Regions from separate parts of the Mus musculus genome. Here region 2 is linked to region 1. Evidence: chromatin loops called from intact Hi-C (ENCODE). Cell type or tissue: left cerebral cortex. All regions are shown on one strand. Links, peaks and the distances in the headings refer to the core of each region. The heading gives the core; the rest is flanking DNA.

The links. Hi-C counts contacts between places; a loop is a spot of excess contacts. Peaks named below come from ENCODE experiments on the same cell type or tissue, not always from the same donor. Only the 100,000 strongest peaks of a DNase experiment are listed, where the experiment ranks them.
Region 2: it touches region 1 in a loop (12-fold over the local background); 8 of 42 quality-filtered maps call a loop at or near these places.

The regions. Positions count from the first base shown.
Region 1 is chr19:39,423,883-39,435,724 of GRCm38, reverse strand. All of the region lies in intron 5 of Cyp2c38 (cytochrome P450, family 2, subfamily c, polypeptide 38), which reads left to right. It also overlaps a transcript of Cyp2c39 not described here. Among named protein-coding and RNA genes, the nearest start is that of Cyp2c38, 33 kb to the left of the region's middle. In left cerebral cortex, for the core only: no CTCF peak of the experiment used is centred there; no DNase peak of the experiment used is centred there.
Region 2 is chr19:39,544,692-39,556,533 of GRCm38, reverse strand. The region is part of intron 5 of Cyp2c39 (cytochrome P450, family 2, subfamily c, polypeptide 39); the gene reads right to left. Among named protein-coding and RNA genes, the nearest start is that of Cyp2c39, 40 kb to the right of the region's middle. In left cerebral cortex, for the core only: no CTCF peak of the experiment used is centred there; no DNase peak of the experiment used is centred there.

The sequences.
Region 1 (11,842 bases), core at 2,336-10,335:
CTAGTGGATTAAACTTGATCTAGCCATATTGTTTTTTAACGTATAAAAGTTAATTTCTGAAGGACTAGATGGTGAATGAAGTGTCGTGTTGTGGGAAAAGAGTTGGTGTATCAAAGAGCAAGGCTTCTGTATAACCTCAATTTAATTTTTTCCAAGAAGTGATTAAGGATTTGTAACCATTGCTTTACCTGGCTGCATGGACAGCATTGGCACTGTGTAGTTTATTCAAAAGACAATTTACCATTTAATTTTCTGGGTATTTAGTAAAAGTCAGTTGATGTTTGGGTAGGTAGTACGTATTGATTCTGCTCCACCTATATTGATTGCCCCTTTGCTAGGGTTTCAACACCGTGAGTTCTTTCTCTTGTAATTCTATAGCAATACTTAAAACACAAGTGTCTAGTTTCTTTAATTTTGTTATATCTTTGATTATTTAGATGAATTAGATTTGTATTTTTGTAAAACTATAATCCAAAAAGTCAGCCCAGTATGCATATGTGGTACCTCAAGGCAGTAACGATATTACATTTATTTTATGATTGTATTTTATTTGCCTAAAAAAAAACATTGCCACTGCCAATTTCTTCTAGTTGAAAAGCATCCTATCATTATGAAAAAACACACAACATCCACTACTGATCACTGCTTTCCTGTAGCTTTTAGGTTTTTTTTTTCTTCTTTATTTTGCTACTTTGCTTATAGTTGGGTTTTTTTTTCCTGTTTCTTGGCAATATAGTCTCTGACACAGCTCAGCTTCTCGTAGCTCATTTGTCTCCAGCAATCTTCTCTTCTACTCTCTGACTCTACTCTTCAGTCTCTTGGATACTTCTCCTGCCTTTTGCCCAGTCCTTCTAGCCAACTCGCAGGCTCTGCTGGCTTTTTATACCCTCTCCCGTTCCCAATACTCTAGGAGGCAACAGACAATAAAGGTCATGGGGTGATGCAGTTTTAAAGGATAAGAATTATAAAAAGTCAGTTGACAAGTCTTTCTAATCACTTACATGGATAGTTTCAAAAAATAAATCAAGTTACATTCCCTGCAAATTTTATGAAGTCATTGGGGTTTTTTTTTGTAATTTTTTATTAGATATTTTCTTTATTTACATTTCAAATGTTATCCCCTTTCCTAGTTTCCCCTCCTAAAATCACCTATCCCCTCCCCCTTCCTCCTGCTCCCTAACCCACCCACTCCCATTCCTGGTCCTGGGATTCCCCTATACTGTGGCATAGAGCCTTCACAGGACCAAGTGCCTCTCCTCCCATTGATGACCTAGTAGGCCATCCTCTGCTACAAATATAGGGAGAGCCACAAGTTTCATCATGTGTTTTCTTTGATTGGTGATATTGTTCCAAGGAGCCCTGAGGGTACTGGTTAGTACATATTGATGTTCCTTCTATGGAGCTTCAGTAGCCTTCAGCTCCCTGGGTATTTCTCCGACTCCTTCACTGGGAACCTTGTGCTCCATCCAATGGATGACTGTGAGCAACCACTTCTGTGTTTGCCAGGCACTGGCAGAGCCTTGCAGGAGACAGCTATATCAGGCTCCTGTCAGCAGGATCTTGTTGGCATCTGCCTATTGTCTGAGTTTGGTGGTTGTTTATGGGGTGGATCCCCAAGTTGGACAGTATCTGGATGGTCATTCATTCAGGCTCTGCTCTGAACTTTGTCTCTGTAACTCCATCCATTGGTCTTTTGTTCCCTATTTTATGTACGAACGAAGTATCCACACTTTGGTCTTCCTGCTTCTTGAGTTTCATGTTTTTTGCAAATTGTATTTTGGGTATTCTCAATTTCTGGGCTAATTTCTCCTTGTCAATGAGTGCATATCATGTGTGTTCTTTTGTGATTGGGTTCCCTCACTCAGGATGATATCCTTCTGATATATACATTTCCATAAGAATTTCATAAATTCATTATTTTAATAGCTGAGCAATACTCCATTGTGTAAATGTACCACATTTTCTGTATCCATTCTTCTGTTGAGGGACATCTGGGTTCTTCTAGCTTTGGGTTGTTATAAATAAGGCTCTTCTGAACATAGTGGAACATGTGTCCTTATTACAAGTTGGAACAAATTCTGGGTATATGCCCAGGAGAGGTATTGCTGGATCTTCTGGTAGTAGTATGTCCAATTTTCTTTTTTTACATTTTTTATTAAATATTTTCTTCATTTACATTTCAAATGTGATCCCGAAAGTTTCCTATACCCACCCTACCCTGCTCCCTTACCCACCCACTCCCACTTCTTGGCCCTGGCATTCCCCTGTACTGGGGCATTTAAAGTTTGCAAGACCAAGGGACCTTTATTCCCAATGGTGGCTGACTAGGCCATCTTCTGCTACATAACATGAGCTCTGTGGGGTACTGATTAGTTCATATTGTTGTTCCTCCTATAGAATTGCAGACCCCTTTAGCTTCTTGGGTACTTTCTCTATCGCCTTCATTGGGGGCCCTATTTTCTTTCTCACTCAGTTTATCCTTTGTGGTGAGGAAGTGTACTGATTTGTTTGGCATTATTATATCAAGCTACTTTGCTGACTTTGTTTATCTGGCTTAGGAGGTCTGCGGTAAAAATTTTTGTGGTCCTTTATGTATACTATCTTATTATCTGCAAATAGAGATATTTTGACTTCTTCCTTTACAATTTGTATTTTTTTACCTCCCTTTGTTGTCTAATTGCTTTGGCTAGGAATTCAATTATTGTATTGAATAGGTAGGGATGGGTGTGCAGGCATGTCTTTTTACTGATTTTAGTGGAATTGCTTCAACTTTCTACCCATTTATCTTGATGTTGGCTACTGGTATGCTGTATATTGCTTTTACCAAATGTAGGTATGGGCCTTGAATTTCTGATCTTTCCAAGACTTTTATTATGAAGGCTTGTTGAATTTTGTCAAAGGATTTATCAGTATCTAATGAGATTATCTATGGGATTTTTTTCTTTGAGTTTGTTAATATATTGGATTACATAAATAGATTTCCATATATTGGTCCATTCCTGTATCCCTGTGATGAATTCTACTTCATCATGATGCATTATTAATTTGATATGTTCTTAGATGCAGTTTGTGAGAATTTTATTGAGTATTTTTGCATCGATATTCATGAGAGAATTTTGTCTGAAGTTCTGTTCCTTTGTTGGGTCTTTGTGTGGATTAGGTATAAGCAAAATTTTAGTTTCATAGAACTAATTGGGTAGTGTTTATTCTGTATAAATTTTGTGGAATACTTTGGAGAGTATTGGTATTTTGTCTTCTTTGAAGATCTCATAGAATCCTGAACTAAAATCATGGGCTATTTTAATTTTTTTGGTTGTTAGACTTTCAATGATTTCTACTATCTCTTTCATGGTTATAGGACTATTTAGATGGTTTATCTGACAGAGACTATGAAAGCTAGAAGATCCTCAGCAAAAGCCATACGGACTCTAAGGGAACACAAATTCCAACCCATGCCACTGTATCCAGCAAAACCCACAATTACCATAGATAGAAAAACCAGGATATTCCATAACAAAGTCAAATTTTCACAGTAACTTTTCACAAATCCAGCTCTACTAAAGATAAGAGATGGAAAGCTCCAACACTCCCCAATAAAACTCCCCAATAAAAAGACATAGACTAACAGACTGGATATGTAAACATGACCCAGCATTTTTCTACATGCAGGAAACACACCACAGTAACAAAACAGATACTACCTCAGAGTAAAAGTTTGGAAAACAATTTTCCAAGCAAATGGTCCCAAGAAACAAGATGAAGAATCCATTCTAATATCAAATAATATCAATTTTCAATCAAAAGTTTTCAAAAATATAAGAAAGGACACTTCATACTCATTAAAGGAAAAGAACTATGAACATGAACTCTCAATTCTGAACATCTGTGCTCCAAATGAAAAGGCACCTTTATTCATAAAAGACACTTTACTAAAGCTAAAAGTATATATTGCACCTCAAAGAGTAATCATGGGAGACTTCATAATGCCACTCTCAGGAATGGACATATCATGGAAACAGAAACTAAACAGAGACACAGGGAAACTAACAGAAGTTATGAATCCAAATGGATTTAATAGATACTATACAACATTTCATCCTAAAAAACAAGAATATACATTCTTTTCAGCAACTCATGGTACCTTCTCCAAAAAGGACAATACAATTAGTTGTCAAACAGGTTTCCACAGGTACAAGAAGACTAACACAATCTCATGCATCCTATCTGATTACCATGGACTAAGGTTAGTCTTTAATGACAATAAAAACAACAGAAATCCCACATACAAATGGAAGATGAACAACACTCTACTCAATATTAACATGGTCAAGGAAGAAATAAAGAAATTAGAGACGTTTTAGAATTAATGAAAATGAAGGCATGACATACCCGAAATTATCAGATGCAATGGAAACACTGCTAAGAAGAAAATTCATAGCTCTGGGTGCCTCCAAAGAGAAACTAAAGAAAGCATACACAAGCAACTTGACTGCACACCTTAAATCTCTACAACAAAAAGAAGTACATACACCCCAGAGAAGTAAATGGCAGGAAATACTCAAACTCAGGGATGAAATCAACCAAACAGAAATAAAAAGAACTGTACAAAGAATCCACAAAACCAAGAGCTGGTTCTTTGAGAAAATCAAAAAGATAGATATACCCTTAGCCAGACTAACCAGAGGACACAGAGACAGTATCTAAATTTACAAAATCAGAGTTGAAAAGGGAGACTTACAGAAACCAAAGAAATTAAGAAAAACCATCATATTCCACTACAAAAGCTAATATTCAACAAAACTGGAAAATCTGGATGAAATATACAAATTTCTAGACACATACCAGGTACCAAAGTTGGTGAAGCTTCTTAATCTCTGCTCCTAGCTCTGTGATCCTGCGGCTTGTCCAACTTGGTCATGCAAGATGCATTATTCAGCATATTCTGTCTTAATATCCTGTTCATAGGTCTATTGTTCTTCTTTATGGCTGAGGCTTTGGATTGTAGGAGTCCAGAGTCCAGCTCGCAGCTCTCAGTGGTTAGGTGGTAAGTGTTTTTTATGTAGGCTTTCTTGGCTTTTAGGGGGAAGGCAGTGGATTGTCAGGCTCTCTTCTTTCTACTTTTTGAGTCAGAGGTTAAGGTTTCCTGAAGACCTCCTATGCTAACCCTTGAGCTTATTTAGTTTTGATAGTATTTATACCTATGTTTTTGTGTGGAAATATATACAAATCCATACCCTCAACAGAAAACCTTCTCTGACTTTCATTCTGATTTTAACATGTTCTCATATTATATAGCGTGATTGAATTCCATAGTTGTCTTTGTTAGGGTTTTACTGCTGTGAACAGACAACATGACCAAGGCAAGTCTTATAAAAAACAACATTCACTTGGGGCTGACTTACAGCTTCAGAGGTTCAGTCCATTATCATCAAGGTGGGAGCATAGCAGTATCCAGGCTGGCAAGCATGGCACAGGCAGAGCTGAGAGTTCTATGTCTTCATCCATTTCTCAATGTCTCTCAGCTGCTGTTGTACCTTTCTCATTAAAGTTCAGGAAGTTTAAAGTAAACAGAGCACTATTTAATCCACTCATGGGAGCCTTTAATTTTACCTTTTTTACTTCCTTTTTAGAATTTAATCTTCAATTTTGTTTTACAGTGCAGACTGTATCCCTCTCATATTCTAACCTCTGACTGCTCCACATCCCATACCTCCTCCTCCCCCTGTCTCCAAGAGGATGTTCCTTTCCCACTCCAACCCCACCCCACCACATGTACTCACTCACTGGGGCTTTAAGTCTCATGAGAGTTAAGTACATCTTCTCTCACTGAGACCAGACCCAGAAGCCCTCTGCAGTATATGTGTTAGGGGCCTCATATCAGCTGGTATATGTTGCTTGGTTGGTGTTTCAGAGAGTTCAGAAGTCCAGGTTATTTGAGACTGTTGGTCTTCTTATAGGGTTGCCCCCCTCCTCAGCTTCTTCCAGCTTTCCCCTAATTCAACCACAGGGGTCATCAGCTTCTGTCCATTAGATGGGTATATATATCTGCATATGTCTCTGCCAGCTGCTTGTTGGGCCTCTAGGAGGACAGCCATGCTAGGTTCCTGTCTGTAAGCACACCATAGCACCAGTAATAGTGTCAGGCCTTGGGTGCTCCCCTTGAGCTGGAACCCAGTTTGTATCTGTCACTGAAATCCCTTTTTCTCAGCCTCTTCTCCATTTTTGTCCCTACAGTTCTTTCAGACATTAACAATTCTGGGTCAGAGTTTTGACTGTGGGATGGCAAAACCCATCCATCCACTCAATGCCCATCTTTCTACTAGAAGAAGGCTCTACAAGTTGCCTCTCCCCAATGTAGGGCACGTCATCTATGAGTCCACCCTTTGAGTCCTGAGAGTCTTTCACTTCCCAGGTCTCTGGAACATTCTAGGGGGTTCTTCTACCTTCTACCTCCAGAGTTGTCTGTTTCCATTCTTTCTGCTGGCCCTCAGGGCTTCTGTCATTTTCTCCCACTCAATACCTGATTATGTTCTCCTCTTCCACTCCCTGTTCCCTTTACCACCCATGTTCCCCCCTCATTTCCCCCTCCTGTGATTGCTTCATTAATATCCAGAAAGTCTAAAGTTAACAGAGCAGTATTAATCCATCCATGGGGGTCTTTATTCTTCTTTTTGTTTTATATGCATTTATTTTAAAATGCATTAGAACTTTCTATGACTCCGTGTCCTGTAGAATTGTGTGGTTACCAGTATTGTGCTTTATGTTATACTATGAAAAGAATTGCTTCATCTTATTGGAGACATAATTGGGGGCATTTTCAGTCTTAGTTTGTACCATTATCCCTACAATAGTCATTTACTTCCAGTAAATGGTTAACTGTCAGAGAAACCATTTCAGAAGTCACAGCATTTTCACATGGAAAGCTTGAGTATGTATCATTGGTACGGTGTATAAACTTTAGTTTTCTAAATTCTGCAAAATAAAACAAAATGAAACAAATCTGCTAGATTTTATTTCTTTTGGTTGCTTGCAGCAGATAATGAAGTTTGATTATAGAAAGGACAAGTAGGATATTTTACAATAATTTCCTTGTTTTGTTGCCAGCTGACAGAAGAGATTTTATTCAACATTTACTGTTATCATGGCATTGAATATGAAAATTTCTGGTTTCTCTCACATTTCCTACTATCAATTGATTTTTTCATTTCCTGTGTCAATGGAACTGGTCAGCCTATATGAAATGGAATATGGGTGAGATACAATAGATAGTTTCCATTTCTAATTGCTTGTTGCAGTTGCATAAATAACAAGGTTAATTTTGAGTTATCCAGAATGAATTTAGCATTTTCATATACAAAACAGCTGTTTCTGTATATTAATAGTCAGCAAGTATATTAAGTGTTTCAGGAAAATCCAATAATATCATAATAATATTGTACAAATCTGAATTTGAACTAATGTATGTGAGCTTTTTTATTAATTTGCTTATTTTTCTGAGTTATAACCAGATATTTCCAACTTTATGCATCAATGTAGTATGTAGGTACTTCAAGAATTAGTGTTCCTTTAACAATATTTGGGAGAATCCAGTTACTATTTTTTTTAATAAACTGTAGATGCTTGCTTTTAAGATATTTGTAGTTAATTTCTTCCTAATAGCTGCTACAAGTTCTTTGATCATCTTCACTGATTACCCACAATGAAGTAAACTTGACATTAGTATAAAGCACTACAGTGTCTGTTTCGTCGATTCCTGACAATGGATGTAGTCTTAGTCTTCGCTTTCTACATATGTCTTTGATTTTTTACTGTGTGTGCTAAGTAGATTTTTTTTCTAAATGCAAAATAGCCAAAATACCATCTATGCAATCCACATTATGAATCTTGAAGTCTCTTTTCTACTGAAATTTAATATTTCTTTGCTTCTTTTGTAATCTGTCTTGGATTGACTAGGGCTGAGTCTGTTAGTAACATTTGAAACCAATTACTTAACTCTTGAGTACTTTATACAATAATGTGCCAAAACTATTTAATACCATTTAGAGTTTATTTCGATTTTATTCTGAACTATACTTTTTGCCATTGATTTTTTTGTTGACTTATGATATAAACAGCAGATAGACCCTCCTTACTGTATTTTTTTTTTCCTAAAGGCATTCTTAAAATCCCAACAAGGTTGAATTATTTTGTTTTACCAAGTTTTCTCAGAAGTATCTGTGTAAAGATTAGTTTGGATTACACCACCTTGGCTCCCAGTGGATCACATGTACACAATGCCCTGGAGATATCTGGATTCCTGAATGGAAGACACACACACACACACAAACACACACAACTTTAAAATGTCTTGGCTACCTCAAATGCTGAGTACTCCTAAACTTTTCCCTCCTTCCCCAGGCCCAGTTGGGAACTGGCCAGTGGCCTCTTACCTTGATTCTAATGTGGCCAATTGGCTTTATCTCCTGAAGCTCCTTTGTCCATCTATATCCAACTACTTCATGGCGATTTCTCCTTTACCTATCCCCTGTGTCCTAGCTCAAGCAACTTTAAGTGCCCCAGCCCCACTTTCTCCAATGATTTTCCCTTGGCATCTTTATTGCATGATTAAAAACCAATTGTGGACAAGGACCATTAGTGTTTGGACGAGTGGATTTCCAATTGAATCAAATTAATAGAACCAATCTCTAATACCTCACATTTTTCTCTCCAAGAAAACCCCAAAACAAACAAAACAAAAAAACTAAAACTAAATCAAAACAAACAAAAAACCCAAAACAAAACTCTTCTCTCAGACATAAATTGTGGACAACCACAACAATTATGTAAATCACAGAGTATTATATACAAATAACATCCAGTTCATCATATTTCTCAATTGGGGCACAGCCCGGGAGGCTTCTGCCTCACGTTCCGTGGGGGTCACCTTGGTTCCGAGACCCCGCGGCCGGAGGTCTGCGGGTGAGAGTGTGGAACACAGAGGCTAGCAGCGTCTGGACCGGGCGAGAGCCACAGAGCCTCTGAGGCGGCGCCATTTTCGGCTCCAGACAACCTGCCACCTTCCTGGTCAGAGCACAGGTGTCCGCACAGCCCGTGAGGCTTCTGCCTCACGTTCCTCGGGGGCCACCTTGATTCTGGGACTCCGCAGTGGGCAGTCTGCAGGCCAAAGCAACACAGCTTCTGGGAAAAATCCTGTTTTGGGCCTTCATCTTCGGCCAGGAGGAGGTTCAAACACCAGATAACTGTGCACCTCCCTGAAAGAGGAGAGCTTGCCTGCAGAGACTGCTCTGACCACTGAAACTCAGGGAAGAGAGCTAGTCTCCCTGGTCTGCTGATATAGTGTAACAAAATCACCAGAGGAACAATCTCTAAAGAGAGACAACTATAACAACTAACTCCAGAGATTACCAGATGGCGAAAGGTAAACGTAAGAATCTTACTAACAGAAACCAGGACTACTCACCATCATCAGAACCCAGCACTCCCACTTTGCCCAGTCCAGGACACCCCAACACAACTGAAAAGCTAGACCTGGATTTAAAAGCATATCTCATGATGATGGTAGAGGACATCAAGAAGGACTTAAATAACTCACTTAAAGAAATACAGGAGAACACTGCTAAACAAGTAGAAGACATTAAAGAGGAAACACAAAAATCCCTTAAAGAATTACAGGAAAACATAACCAAACAGGTAGAAGACTTTAAGAGGAAACACAAAAATCCCTTAAAGAATTGCAGGAAAACACAACCAAACAGGTGATGGAATTGAATAAAACCATCCAAGACCTAAAAAGGGAAGTAGACACAATAAAGAAAACCCAAAGTGAGGCAACAGTAGAGATAGAAACACTAGGAAAGAAATCTGGAACCATAGATGCGAGCATCAGCAACAGAATACAAGAAATGGAAGAGAAAATCTCAGGTGCAGAAGATTCCATAGAGAATATCGGCACAACAATCAAAGAAAATGGAAAATGCAAAAAGATCCTAACTCAAAACATCCAGGAAATCCAGGACACAATGAGAAGACCGAAACTACGGATAATAGGAATTGATGAGAATGAAGATTTTCAACTCAAAGGACCAGCAAACATCTTCAACAAGATTATTGAAGAAAACTTCCCAAATCTAAAGAAAGAGATACCCATGAACATACAAGAAGCCTACAGAACTCCAAATAAACTGGACCAGAAAAGAAATTCCTCCCGACACATAATAATCAGAACAACAAATGCACTAAATAAAGATAGAATACTAAAAGCAGTAAGGGAAAAAGGTCAAGTAACATATAAAGGCAAGCCTATCAGAATTACACCAGATTTTTCACCAGAGACTATGAAAGCCAGAAGAGCCTGGACAGATGTTATACAGACACTAAGACAACACAAATTCCAGCCCAGGCTACTATACCCAGCCAAACTCTCAATTACCATAGATGGAGAAACCAAAGTATTCCACGACAAAACTAAATTAACCCATTATCTCTCCACGAATCCAGCCCTTCAAAGGATAATAACAGAAAAAAACCAATACAAGGATGGGAACCACGCCCTAGAAAAAACAAGAAGATAATCCCTCAGCAAAACTAAAAGAAGACAGCCACAAGAACAGAATGCCAACTTTAACAACAAAAACAACAGGAAGCAACAATTACTTTTCCTTAATATCTCTTAATATCAACGGTCTCAACTCCCCAATAAAAAGACATAGACTAACAGATGGGCTACACAAACAGGACCCAACATTCTGCTACTTACAGGAAACCCATCTCAGGGAAAAAGACAGACACTACCTCAGAATGAAAGGCTGGAAAACAATTTTCCAAGCAAATGGTCTGAAGAAACAAGCTGGAGTAGCCATTTTAATATCGGATAAAATCGACTTCCAACCCAAAGTTATTAAAAAAGACAAGGAGGGACACTTCATACTCATCAAAAGTAAAATCCTCCAAGAGGAACTCTCAATTTTGAATATCTATGCTCCAAATGCAAGGGCAGCCACATTCATTAAAGACTCTTTAGTAAAGCTCAAAGCACACGTTGCACCTCACACAATAATAGTGGGAGACTTCAACACACCACTTTCATCAATGGACAGATCATGGAAACAGAAACTAAACAGGGACACAGTGAAACTAACAGAAGTTATGAAACAAATGGACCTGACAGATATCTACAGAACATTTTATCCTAAAACAAAAGGATATACCTTCTTCTCAGCACCTCATGGTACCTTCTCCAAAATTGAACATATAATTGGTCACAAAACAGGCCTCAACAGATACAAAAATATTGAAATTGTCCCATGTATCCTATCAGACCACCATGGACTAAGACTGATCTTCAATAACAACATAAATAATGGAAAGCCAACATTCACATGGAAACTGAACACCACTCTTCTTAATGATACCTTAGTCAAGGAAGGAATAAAGAAAGAAATTAAGGACTTTTTAGAGTTTAATGAAAATGAAGCCACAACGTACCCAAACCTATGGGACACAATGAAAGCATTTTTAAGAGGGAAACTCATAGCTCTGAGTGCCTGCAAGAAGAAACGGGAGAGAGGACATATTAGCATCTTGACAACACATCTAAAAGCTCTAGAAAAAAAGGAAGCAAATTCACCCAAGAGGAGTAGACGGCAGGAAATAATCAAACTCAGGGGTGAAATCAACCAAGTGGAAACAAGAAGAACTATTCAAAGAATTAACCAAACGAGGAGTTGGTTCTTTGAAAAAATCAACAAGATAGATAAACCCTTAGCTAGACTCACTACAGGGCACAGGGACAAAATCCTAATTAACAAAATCAGAAATGAAAAGGGAGACATAACAACAGATC
Region 2 (11,842 bases), core at 2,012-10,011, 120 kb before region 1:
GCTCCACAACAAAAAGTAGGAACTTTTTATCTATTGTCATCCAGGAAATAACAAGCAGACAGAAAAAAAAAAAAAAAACTCAACTAAGTATTGCAGATCTAATGCATGCTACTGCAGGAAGTGCTGCTCTAGAATTGATCACAAATAGCATATTACACTATTCCCCCCAAATTTCAATGTTATAAAATATGTACTGGAGTTTATGGTCCTTTGCCATCAAGGACAGTAGGAATGGTCTTGGGAAACTACAGTTTCATTTCCTAAGGATTTATTGTGTATACATGATGGATAGACAAAGATTTGAAAGAAGAAATAAAAATTATGGTCTATGTTTTTTTTTAAAGATATGACCCAGATATAAAACCACACACTTACTGTCACTTGAATTTTGCCAAGATGCCAAAAATATACATTGGGAAAAAAAAGCATCTTTAATAAATACTGCTGGTCTAACTGGCTGCTGACTGTAAGTAGAAGAATGAAAATAGACCCATATATGTCAGCTTGTACAAAGCTGAAATCCTAGTGAATCAAGGACCTCGACTTAAATGAGATATACTGAATCTAATATTATTATTAAATTTATTATTTCTAGTAAAGGAAGTGGGAAAGCACCTTGAACTCATTGTCACGAGGGGAAAATTCCCAAACAGAACTCCAATGCCTTATGCTCTAAATCAAGAATTGATAAATGAGACCTCATGAACCTGGAAAGCTTCTGTAAGACAAAGGATATAGGATTGGGGAAAAAAATCTTCCCTAACCCCACATCCGATAAAAGGTTAAATCCAAAATATATAAAGAACTCAAGAAGTTAATCACCAAAAAAACCAAACAGCCTAGTCAAAAAATGGGGTGTAGACTAAGCCAATAATTCACAACTAAGGAATCACAAATGCCTGAAAAGCACCTAAAGAAATGTTTGAATTCTTTAGTGATGAGAGAAATGCAATTCAAAACGAACCTGAGATTCCACCTTATGCCAATCAGAATAACTAAGATCAACACCTCAGTTGACAACACTTGTTGGAAAGGATGTGGAGAAAGAGGAACACTCCTCCATTGCTGGTGGGATTGCAAACTGGTACAATCATTCTGGAGATCAGTCTGGAGATTCCTCAGAAAATTGGAAATAAATATACCTGAAGACCCAGCCATACCACTCTTGGGAATATACCCTAAAGATGCCCCACAATGCCATAGGGGCACCTGTTCGATTATGTTCTCAGCGGCCTTATTTGTGATAGCCCGAAGTTTGAAACAACCTAAATGCCCCATGACAGAAGAATGGATACAGAAAATGTGGCTCATTCACACAATAGAGTACTACTCAGCTATCAAGAATGAAGACATTCCGAGTTTTCTAGGCAAATGGATGAATCTATAAAATATCATCCTGAGCGAGGTAAGTCAGATCCAAGAGAACATGCATGGTATGGAGTCACTAATAAGTGGATATAAGGGGGGAAAAGTACAGAATACCTAAGATATAGTACACAGAACTCAAAAAGATCAAGAATCTGAAATGCCCAAGTGAGGATGCCTCATTCCCAGTTAGGAGAGAAAAGAAAGGAATCACAAGTGGGGAGGGAGAGAGTGACCTGATTTAGAAAAGTGAACAGGGGGAAGGGAATAGTGTGGGGAGAGGGGAACCTGATCTGGTATTGGGTGAGGGAAAAGGACTGAAGTCCTGAAGGCCAGCAGAAAGAATGTAAACCTGCAACCTCAGGAAAAAAGAGGTTGGGCTGCATAATGCACCAGGGACCTGGGAGGTGAGAGGCTCCCAGTATTTATAGGGAGGGACCTTTCATGAAATGCCTGACAGTAGGGAGAAAGCAAATATAGAGCCCAATTTAAGCAGGAAGACAGGACATCAAGTGAGGGATGGATTGCCATCCCTCTGACCCATAATTGTTCATGTCTGAAATAATTATAGGAATAGAAATGGAGAGGAGCCTGAGGAAAAGAAGGTCTAGCAAGAGGCCCAAATCTGGACCAGCTCAAGGTGAGGTCCCAAGGTCTGACACTATTACTGAGGCTATGGAGTTCTCACAAAATGGGATCTATCATGACTGCCCTCTGAAAGACCCAACAAGCAACTAAAAGAGTCAGATGCAGATATTTGCACCAAATGAATGGACAGAAGCAGCTGACCCCTTGTAGTTGAATTAGGAAAGGGTGAAAGAAGCTGAGGAGAAGGGCAAAACTGTCAGAGGACCAGCAGTCTATATTAATCTGGACCCCAAGATCTTTCAAGTACTAGACCACCAAACAGACAGCATAAACCAGATGATAACAAGCCTCCCAACACACATACAGTAGAGGACTTCTTGGTCTGTGTTCATTCAGAGATGATGCACCTAACCCTCAAAACACTAGAGGCCCCAGAGAGTTCAAAAGTCAGGTGGGGTGCGGGTGGAGGCATCCACGTGGAGATAGGTGAGGTGGGAAGGAGGCATGCGATGTGGAGCAGACAGGGTGCATGGGGGTGAAAGTGGGGAATGGAATATGGAGTGTAAAAAATGAATTAAAAGTAAAATTCAATTAAAATAGATATGAAATTTAACAGAGGTGATAAGATTGCTCAGCTATTACTTTTTCTCTGTATCAAAGATAAAATGCTCTAGTCAGAATAAAGGAAGAGTTTACAAGTATTAGATAATACTTGTTCTGGCAATCAATTGTTAATGATCACATGCCAAAATTAAGTATGCAAATGAATGTCATCAGAAAGCAGGAGTGGAAGGGTTGGTGGGCAGGGCAGGGGGAGGGTATAGGGGAACTTTGAGATAACATTTGACATGTAAATGAAGAAAATATCTAATAAAAAAGAAATAGAAGGTTTGATAGATATAGGAGTTACTGGAATTATTAATTTATAAAAACCTGGGAATTCAGAATAACTACTTCAAAGATTCTAGATATTGGAAAGTCATCTCACATAAATCAAAGTTGTAAGCAGATGTCAAATAGTAAAGTTAAGGCTTTATGTGCCTGACATAATTGTAAACATATGGGGAACAGATTTAGGACACCTATGGGGAACTCAGATTATATATTCCTTCAAGACCAAATACACTCCCTAAAATACGAGGTGAAATGGAACATACTCCTAAGGAAAGTATTGAAAGCTGTCATGTAGAACAACCAAGGAATATGCAGATTTTACACAAACAGTACACAACAGGGATTGATCTTTCCATTGAGTAAAGGGAGGCCACAGCTAAAATTATATCAGTGCTCCTACCCATAAAATGGTTGACTAACAAGTCTATGTGGGTAGAGCAGTGACCCATTAATTAATCTAAAATTTCCAGTAATTGAACAACTTGTAAAAGAGTAGCTTGAATCTCAACATATAGAAGAGTCTACTAGCCCATGAAATTGCCCTGTATTTGTTATAAAAAAGAAATTGTGGAAATGGAGAATGATAACAGATTTAAACCAACAGGTACATTACATTCTGGAAAACCTTTACCTTTTTTTTTTTTTTATTACCTAAGACAAGGCCCATGATAGCAATTGTTTTAAAGGACTGGTTTTTTTTTTTTTTTTTTTTTTTTTTTTGCATTCCATTGCAAGTTCAGGATAAGGAAAAAAATGCCTTTCCAATGTCTAGTTATAAAGATGTTCAACCTGTAAAAAGATATCAATGGAAATTTCTTCTACAAAAAATGTTAAATAGTCCAACTCTATGTCAATATGTTATAGAACAACTACTAGAGAACTCATACGAAAGTTGTATAACCCATTATTTTTTATTACAATGTTGATATTTTGTTATTTGATTTTGATTCAGATATGTTGGGTATTGGTTCTAATGCTTGATGCAATCAGGAATCTGCTTGTCCAAACACTAAAGGTCCTTGTCCCCATTTGATTTTTGATTGATCAATAAAGATGACAGCAGTTAATCACTAGGCAAAGGGATACAGGGCAGGATCTTAGAGTTGCTCAGGCTAGGATGTAGCAGATAGGAGAAGGAGAAATCCCCATGAAGTGGTGGGATATGGATAGATGTAGGAGCTGCAGGACATTAAGCCAATGAGCCAAATAAGAATTCAGGTAAGAGGCCACTGCCCACTTTCCACATTGGGCTTAGGGTAGGAGGAGAAGGCGTCAGAGTGTACAGCCTCTGAGGTAACCAAGGCATTTAAAACTTAACTTGCATGTATATATGTCTTCAATATGTGAACACAGATAGCTCCTGTGTCTGCACATATATGACATCTGCCAGGAGCCAAAGTAGTATAACCCAAACTCACTGCTGCAGATGGCATAAGGTGGTGGGAGAACTCACTATTAAATTAATTTAGAGATTCCTGAATGAAAGAGACAATACACATGTACCACAAGGTAAGATTAAGAGGAGGGAGGATTTCGTTTCTCAACCTGCTAAGCCAAGTCATGAGTTACATGGTTCTTGAGCGAGCCATGAAACTAGAACAAAGGAACACAGCTCATGGCAAGGATTTATCCTGGGTCTCATGTTAGGAAGAATATAGTGACAAGCAGACAATAAAATCTGCCTTCCTCCAGTTACCAGATAAAGGATAGAGATTTTTAAGTTTGAATTCTTATTGAGAATAGAAAAGAATATACAGATTATACCCAAGACATATGGTATAATAAAAATGTATATAGTTATGAGTTTGATGGTTATATTAAAACTCTTTTGGGAGAGAGGTCAAGATATACATTTAATGATTTCCAGTTACTGGATGAAGGACATTCTACTTTGGGAGAGAGGCTCTTTTGGGAGAAAAGACTTTGGATGCCTTTAGGAGGAATATGGATCAAATATGATAGGGGAAGACCTCCAAACGGTCTCAAAAAAATTAAAGAAAATAAAAAAAGACAGGTAACATGATCTACTGATTCCTCGACATGGGAATAGCCCAAAAATTGACTTAAACATAAAAATTGTCTCTAGAAAAAACTTCAGGAAAAAATAAGTAATAAATCTTGCTGATTATGAAATCCTTAGCATTCATAGTGTCATCCTTCATTTGGCATAAATGAAGAACTATAACAATTGGTTATTGATAAAATTAACTCATCAAAAAGTCAGTTGTCTTTCACTTGCTCAAACAAGGAACAAAATTTCAATCCTTAACTGATCTATGCACCATGATAAATCCACAGAAACATTTTAAAGATTCTAAAATTTTGGTTGTGAGATTAATATATTATAGAATGTACAGATTTGGTAAGGTTCATTCTCAAAGTTGCTGAACTGATGCTTCCAAAACTGCTTCAAAAATTGATACTGATTCCAGATGGTCTCACTTCATCCAACCTTTCAGACAGATCCAGCCAGAACTTCACTCAACCCTTGACCCCTTTAAACAAACAGATACTGGTTAGACATCCTAAATTGGCTTTCAGAAGTCTAACCGGTTTTTCTAATTTTCCTACCTCTCCACACCCCTTTAAAATTTCTCATCACCCCTATTCAGCAGGAAGAAAACATGGAGAGTTGTGATACCAACTCCCCGGGTTTGGGTGCCCACTTACGGTTGTTTTCTAAATTAGAGATAGGTTGTCATTTTAAAGGATAATTTGGAAATGGTCCTAATTTTAAACAGGGAGGAAGGAAAAAGAGAGATAACAAAGTTCTTTTTTTTTCTTGAACAAAGCAATATGTAGCCATAGTCTTACATGGGTATAAATCTGCATATTGATATGAAATTTGAAAATAACATTGTTACTCTTAGGTAGTAATTGTGCCTATATAACTTATTCAAGAATACAAAGCATGGACACAGCCCTTCTAATAGCTATTATAACAAACTATTTAAGATGATTAAGTAAGACAAGTTAAGGGCCAGATAGTAATTTCATGGTTATGTTAGATGCTAATTTAATTATAATAAAGTGCTTTCAACTTCCTCCAATAGACTGGCTAAGAGTAGCTGAGGTTTAACAGTTAAAATGTACTTTAAATAGATAGTCTTCAAAAACATCAGAAATCCACAGAATGTGAGATTTAATTTTATTTCCTTATTAAGGATCATTTGACAAGGAGATATGTCTGCCCCTAAAATCTTCCCCATTCTACTTTAAAGAAGAATTGAGCACCTTTCCCTACAGGTGAGGTTGCTTATCATGGCAATGTAGCCATGAGGGAGAAATTGCCTATCCATCTATCTACAAAAAAAAAAAAAAAAAAAAAAAAAACTATCTGAAAAAGAGACACAATGAGGGAAAGTTGAAATTTGGTTCTGCCAATACAGAACAAACTAGTCCTTCATACTTCCTGCTCCATTTCAAGGTCTTTCAGATGGTTCTGGGCAAGAAGGCTAAAGACAGATATTCCAACATTTTAAGGAATATGGGCTGTCCAGGTAGTCATTTATCTATACATTTGTTTTAAGTTTTAGAAACTATGTTTGATGGTTCTATATACTTAGGTAATGTTCAGTTTGTTCTGAGGATTCTGATGGGTTGAAGACTAGTTATGGGCTAATAAACAGACTTAACTCATTTAGCATTGAGAGGTGATATATATAATTGAAAGCATGTTTTTCAGATGGTTTTAGAGGCTACAATCAGAACATATTTCTGGCATAGAATTGAAAACTCTTTAAGTTAGGATTGATGGTACTGTACTCTATCCAATTGAGAAATATGATGAACTGGATGTTATTTGTATATAATACTCTGTGATTTACATAATTGGTGTGGCTGTACTCAATTTATGTCTGAGAGAAGAGTTTTGATTTGGGTTTTTTGTTTGGTTGGTTTGGTTTAGTTTTAGTTTGGGGGTTTATTTTTTATTGTTTTGGTTTTTTTTTTCTTTAGAGAAAATGTGAGGTATTGGAGATTAGTTCTATTAATTTGATTCAATTGGAAATCTACTCGTGCAAACACTAATGGTCTTTGTCCACAATTGGTTTTTGATCATCCAATAAAGATGCCAGGGGCCAATCATTGGAGAAAGTGGGGCTGGGACACTTAAAGTTGCTTGGACTAGGACACAGGGAATAAGAGAAGGAGAAATCCCCATGAAGTGGTTGGATATAGATGGACAAGGGAGTTTTAGGAGATAAAGCCAATGAGCCACATTAGAATCTAGGTAAATGGCCACTGGCCAGTTCCCAACTGGGCCTAAGGAAGGAGGGAAAAGTTTAGGAGTACCCAACATTTGAGGTAGCCAAGACATTTTAAAATTAACTGGTGTGTGTGCGTGTGCATGTGCATGTGTGTGTGTGTCTTCCATTCAGGAATCCAGATATCTCCAGGGCAGTGTGCACATGTGATCCACTGTGAGCCAAGGTAATATAGCCCAAACTAACCTCTACACAGATACTTCTGAGAAAACTTTTGGTAAAACAAAATAATTCAAGTTGTTGGGATTTTAAGATTACCTTTGGAAAAATACAGTAAGGAGAGTTTATCTGCTCTCTATATCATAAATCAACAAAAAATTCAGTAGTAGAAGGTACAGCTCAGAATAAAATAGTAATAAACTCTAAATGGTATTAAATAGTTTTGGCACATTATTGTATTAACTACTCAAGATTTAAGTATTGGTTTCAAATTTTACTAACAGACTCAGCTCTAGACAAATCAAGACAGATTACAAGGAAGCAAAGAAATATTTAACTTTAGTAGAAAAGAGACTGAAAGATACATAAAGTGGATATCATAGATGGTATTTTGGTTATTTTGCATTTAGAAAAAAATCTACTTAGCACACACAGTAAAAAAAAAAATCAAAGAAATATGTAGAAAAGGAAGAATAAGACTACATCAATTGTCAGGAATTGGCCAAACAGAAATTGTAGTGCTTTATACTAATGTCAAGTTTACTTCATTGTGGATAATCATGAAGATTGTCCAAAAATTTGTAGCAGCTATTTGGAAGAAATTAGCTACAAATATCTTAAAAGCAAGCATCTACAGTTTATTAAAAAAATACTAATTGGATTTTCCCAAGTATTGTAAAAGGAACACCAATTCTTGAAGTACCAATTCTCGAAGTACCTACATACTATATTGATGCATAAAGTTGGGAATGTCTGGTTATATCCTAGAAAAATAAGCAAATTAATACAAAGCTCATTTACATTAGTTCAAAATTCAGATTTGTACAATATTATTATGGTATTATTGGATTTTCCTGAGACACTTAATATACTTGCTGACTATTAATATGCAGAAACAGTTGTTTCGTATATCAAAACTGCTAAATTTATTCTGGATAACTCAGAATTAACCTTGTTATTTATGCAACTGTAACAAGCAATTAGAAATGGAAACTATCTATTGTATATCACCCATATTCCATTTCATATAGGCTTAGCAGTTACATTGGCACAGGAAAAGAAAAAACAAAACAAAACAATTGATAGTAGGAAATGTGAGAGAAACCAGAAATTATCATATTCAATGCCATGTTAACAGTAAAGGTTGAAAAAAATATTTCTAGGCAAATGGATGGATCTGGAGGGCATCATCCTGAGTGAGGTAACACAATCACAAAAGAACTCACATGATATGTACTCACTGATAAGTGGATATTAGCCCAGAAACTTAGAATACCCAAGATACAAGATACAATTTGCAAAACACATGAAACTCAAGAAGAAAGAAGACGAAAGTGTGGACACTTTGCCCCTTCTTAGAATTGGGAACAAAACACCCATGGAAGGAGTTACAGAGACAAAGTTTGGAGCTGAGACGAAAGGATGGACCATCTAGAGACTGCCATACCTGGGGATCCATCCCATAATCAACCTCCAAATGCTAACACCATTGCATACACCAGCAAGATATTGCTGAAAGGACCCTGATATAGCTGTCTCTTGTGAGGCTATGCCAGGGCCTGGCAAACACAGAAGTGGATGCTCACAGTCAGCTATTGGATGGAACACAGGGCCCCCAATGGAGGAGCTAGAGAAAGTACCCAAGGAGCTAAAGGGGTCTGCAACCCTATAGGTGGAACAACAATATGAAGTAACCAGTACTCCTGGAGCTTGTGTCTCTAGCTGCATATGTATCAGAAGATGGCCTAGTAGGCCATCATTGGGAAGAGAGGCCCCTTGGTCTTGCAAACTTTATATGCTTCAGTACAGGGGAACGCCAGGGCCAAGAAGTGGGAGTGGGTGGGTAGGGGAGTGGGGGTGGGGATGGTTTGGGGACTTTCGGGATAGCATTTGAAATGTAAATGAAGAAAATACCTAATAAAAATTTGGAAAAAGAAAAAAAAAAACAGTAAAAAAAACCCAGCTGTCTACATGTATTTAAGGATTGCTCAACAATATAGGAATCATGCTGTTACTGGAAACCTAACCAACCATTGAATTGAGGTAATAATTCTTAAACTAATAAAATTCTTATCTTTATTATAAATAAATTTCTTAGCAAATGGAGAAAGAATCACCTAATTAAATTGCATAGAACTATTGGTTCCACCCATTCCCACTTCCTGGCCCTGGTGTTCCCCTGTACTGGGGCACTTAAAGTTTGCAAGACCAAGTGGCCTCTCTTTCCAATGATGGCTGACTAGGCCATCTTCTGCTACATATGCAGCTAGAGACATGAGCTCTAGGTGTACTGGTTAGTTCATATTGACTATTGATTTCCCTTTCCCAAATTATAACATTTACAATATAACTCTGATATTTAAAACTTGGACATATCTTGGAAGAAGAGAAAGAAAGATTGTAAGAGCCAGGGGAATAGAGTATCTGCTATAAGATTGCTTCTTCTAGATATGAGAGGGAAGCTATGGCTATCTCAAAAATGTTTTTCTTGAAACATATCTGAACAATGATAACATCACAGTATGGCCTAATCAATCATCAATGGAAGGAGAGGCCCTTGGTCCTGTGAAGGCTCTATGCCCCAGTGTAGTGTAATTCCAGGGTGTGGAGGTGGCAGTGGGTATGTTGGTGTGCAGGGGGAGGAGGGAAGGGATAGGGGATTTTCAGGGGGAAACCAGGAAAGGGGATAACATTTGAAATGTAAATAAACAAAATATCTAATAAAAAAAGGGAAAAATAAAGATGTAAAGTTGATCATATAATTGTGCTAAATTAAAAAATAATAGAATTGTAAATGCATCTGCATTAAATAAGTGACTTTCAATAAACATGAAGCAGACATTCCAAAGACTAATGAACTGTTTTACAATAAAAGTATGAAATTCATCGTAATTAATATTCAATTGTATATAGAGCATCTAGAAAGAATGAATTGATTGTAAATAAATGACTTTTAGAACAATAGAAATTATCTAAACCTAAAACACCTATACAGAACACTCCATTAACCACATAAGTAAATATTCTTCAGGAAAGAGAAATGTTAGCTTCACCTAACCTCAATAAAATTAACTGCATCAATGTCATACAAAGCATATATTAAAAAATCCCATATAAATAAAAAGAGGAAAAAAGCCTAATAGTAGTAAATTGTGTCGGCATAATTTCAAGGTTAAAAATTAAACTTAGTTATGACTCTCTACAATAGAAATTAGTAAAAAAAAATTAGTGAACTAGAATGAAATCAAAGATATAATCACATTTATAGTAGTGGAAAAAGACTTAAGATTTCAGAATCGAAGACATTGAAAGATGTACACACTTCAAACCATTTCTGATATTAAGAAACAAAAACTATATTAGTATGTGGAAAATTGCTCATTAACAAGTACTTGAAATTAGAATTGTTTCATATAATGGAACTAATAAAGTTAAAACAGTAAATGTAATCTGTTATAAGCCGGCCCGTGGCCTATATGAACTGGGTACACCAAGGAGGCATGCTGGGGCTGAAAGAGCCTAGACTGTGAGCAAAGATAATGAAGCCAAGACAAACGTTCTGATCAAGGCCCGCGAGTGTAATAAGAGACCATGCTTATAAGGGGGAAGGCCCATCCTCCCTGCCACCCAGTCCGGTGCTTTGTCACCATGCTGCCATACCTTCAGCACTTAGTTGCCCAGCTCCTTGCTTATTCAGGACTGTCTCAGGAAGACAGGTTCAGCCTCTTGGCAGGTAGCCGAAGAGCAGGGCAGTTGTCACTTCAAAAGGAGCCAGCCAAGTCTGAAAGCTGCACTGCAGGTGGTCCCACCTCAGTGGCTACAAGGTCTGTACCAGCCTGGTTCAGGCTGGGGAGGCTACAATTTCCCCCCTGATTATATAATAAAAATAGCTGGACCGAGACATAAAATTTATTTATGCTCCATAGTCCTGCCTTGGAGTTATGGTGGCTTGTGGCCGTGCTTGTTTTAGGAGATCTCAGATTTTCCCCTGAGCCATTCTTATCCTTCAAGGAGCATACATGCAGCTTGTTTGTGTGTCTTAGTCAGGGTTTCTATTCCTGCACAAATATCATGACCAAGAAGCAAGTTGGGGAGGAAAGGGTTTAGTCAGCTTACACTCCCATACTGTTCATCACCGAGGAAGTCAGGACTGGAACTCAAGCAGGTCAGAAAGCAGGAGCTGATGTAGAGGCCATGGAGGGATGTTCATTACTGGCTTGCTTCCCCTGGCTTGCTCAGCCTGCTCTCTTATAGAACCCAAGACTACCAGCCCAGAGATGGTCCTACCCAGAAGGGGCCTTTCCCCCTTGATCACTAATTGAGAAAATGCCTTACAGTTGGATTCATGGAGGCACTTCCTCAACTGAAGCTCCTTTCTCTGTGATAACTCCATCTGTGTCAAGTTGACACAAACCTAACCAGTACAGAGTGTCAATATAAACATGTATATATTTTAATTTTCCAAATTCCGCATGATGAGTCACATCCATTTGCCAAATATGATTAGGCATAAGACCTCGTGGATTAACTCCTAAATGCGGCACTGGAGATAATGTAATACATTTAGAACA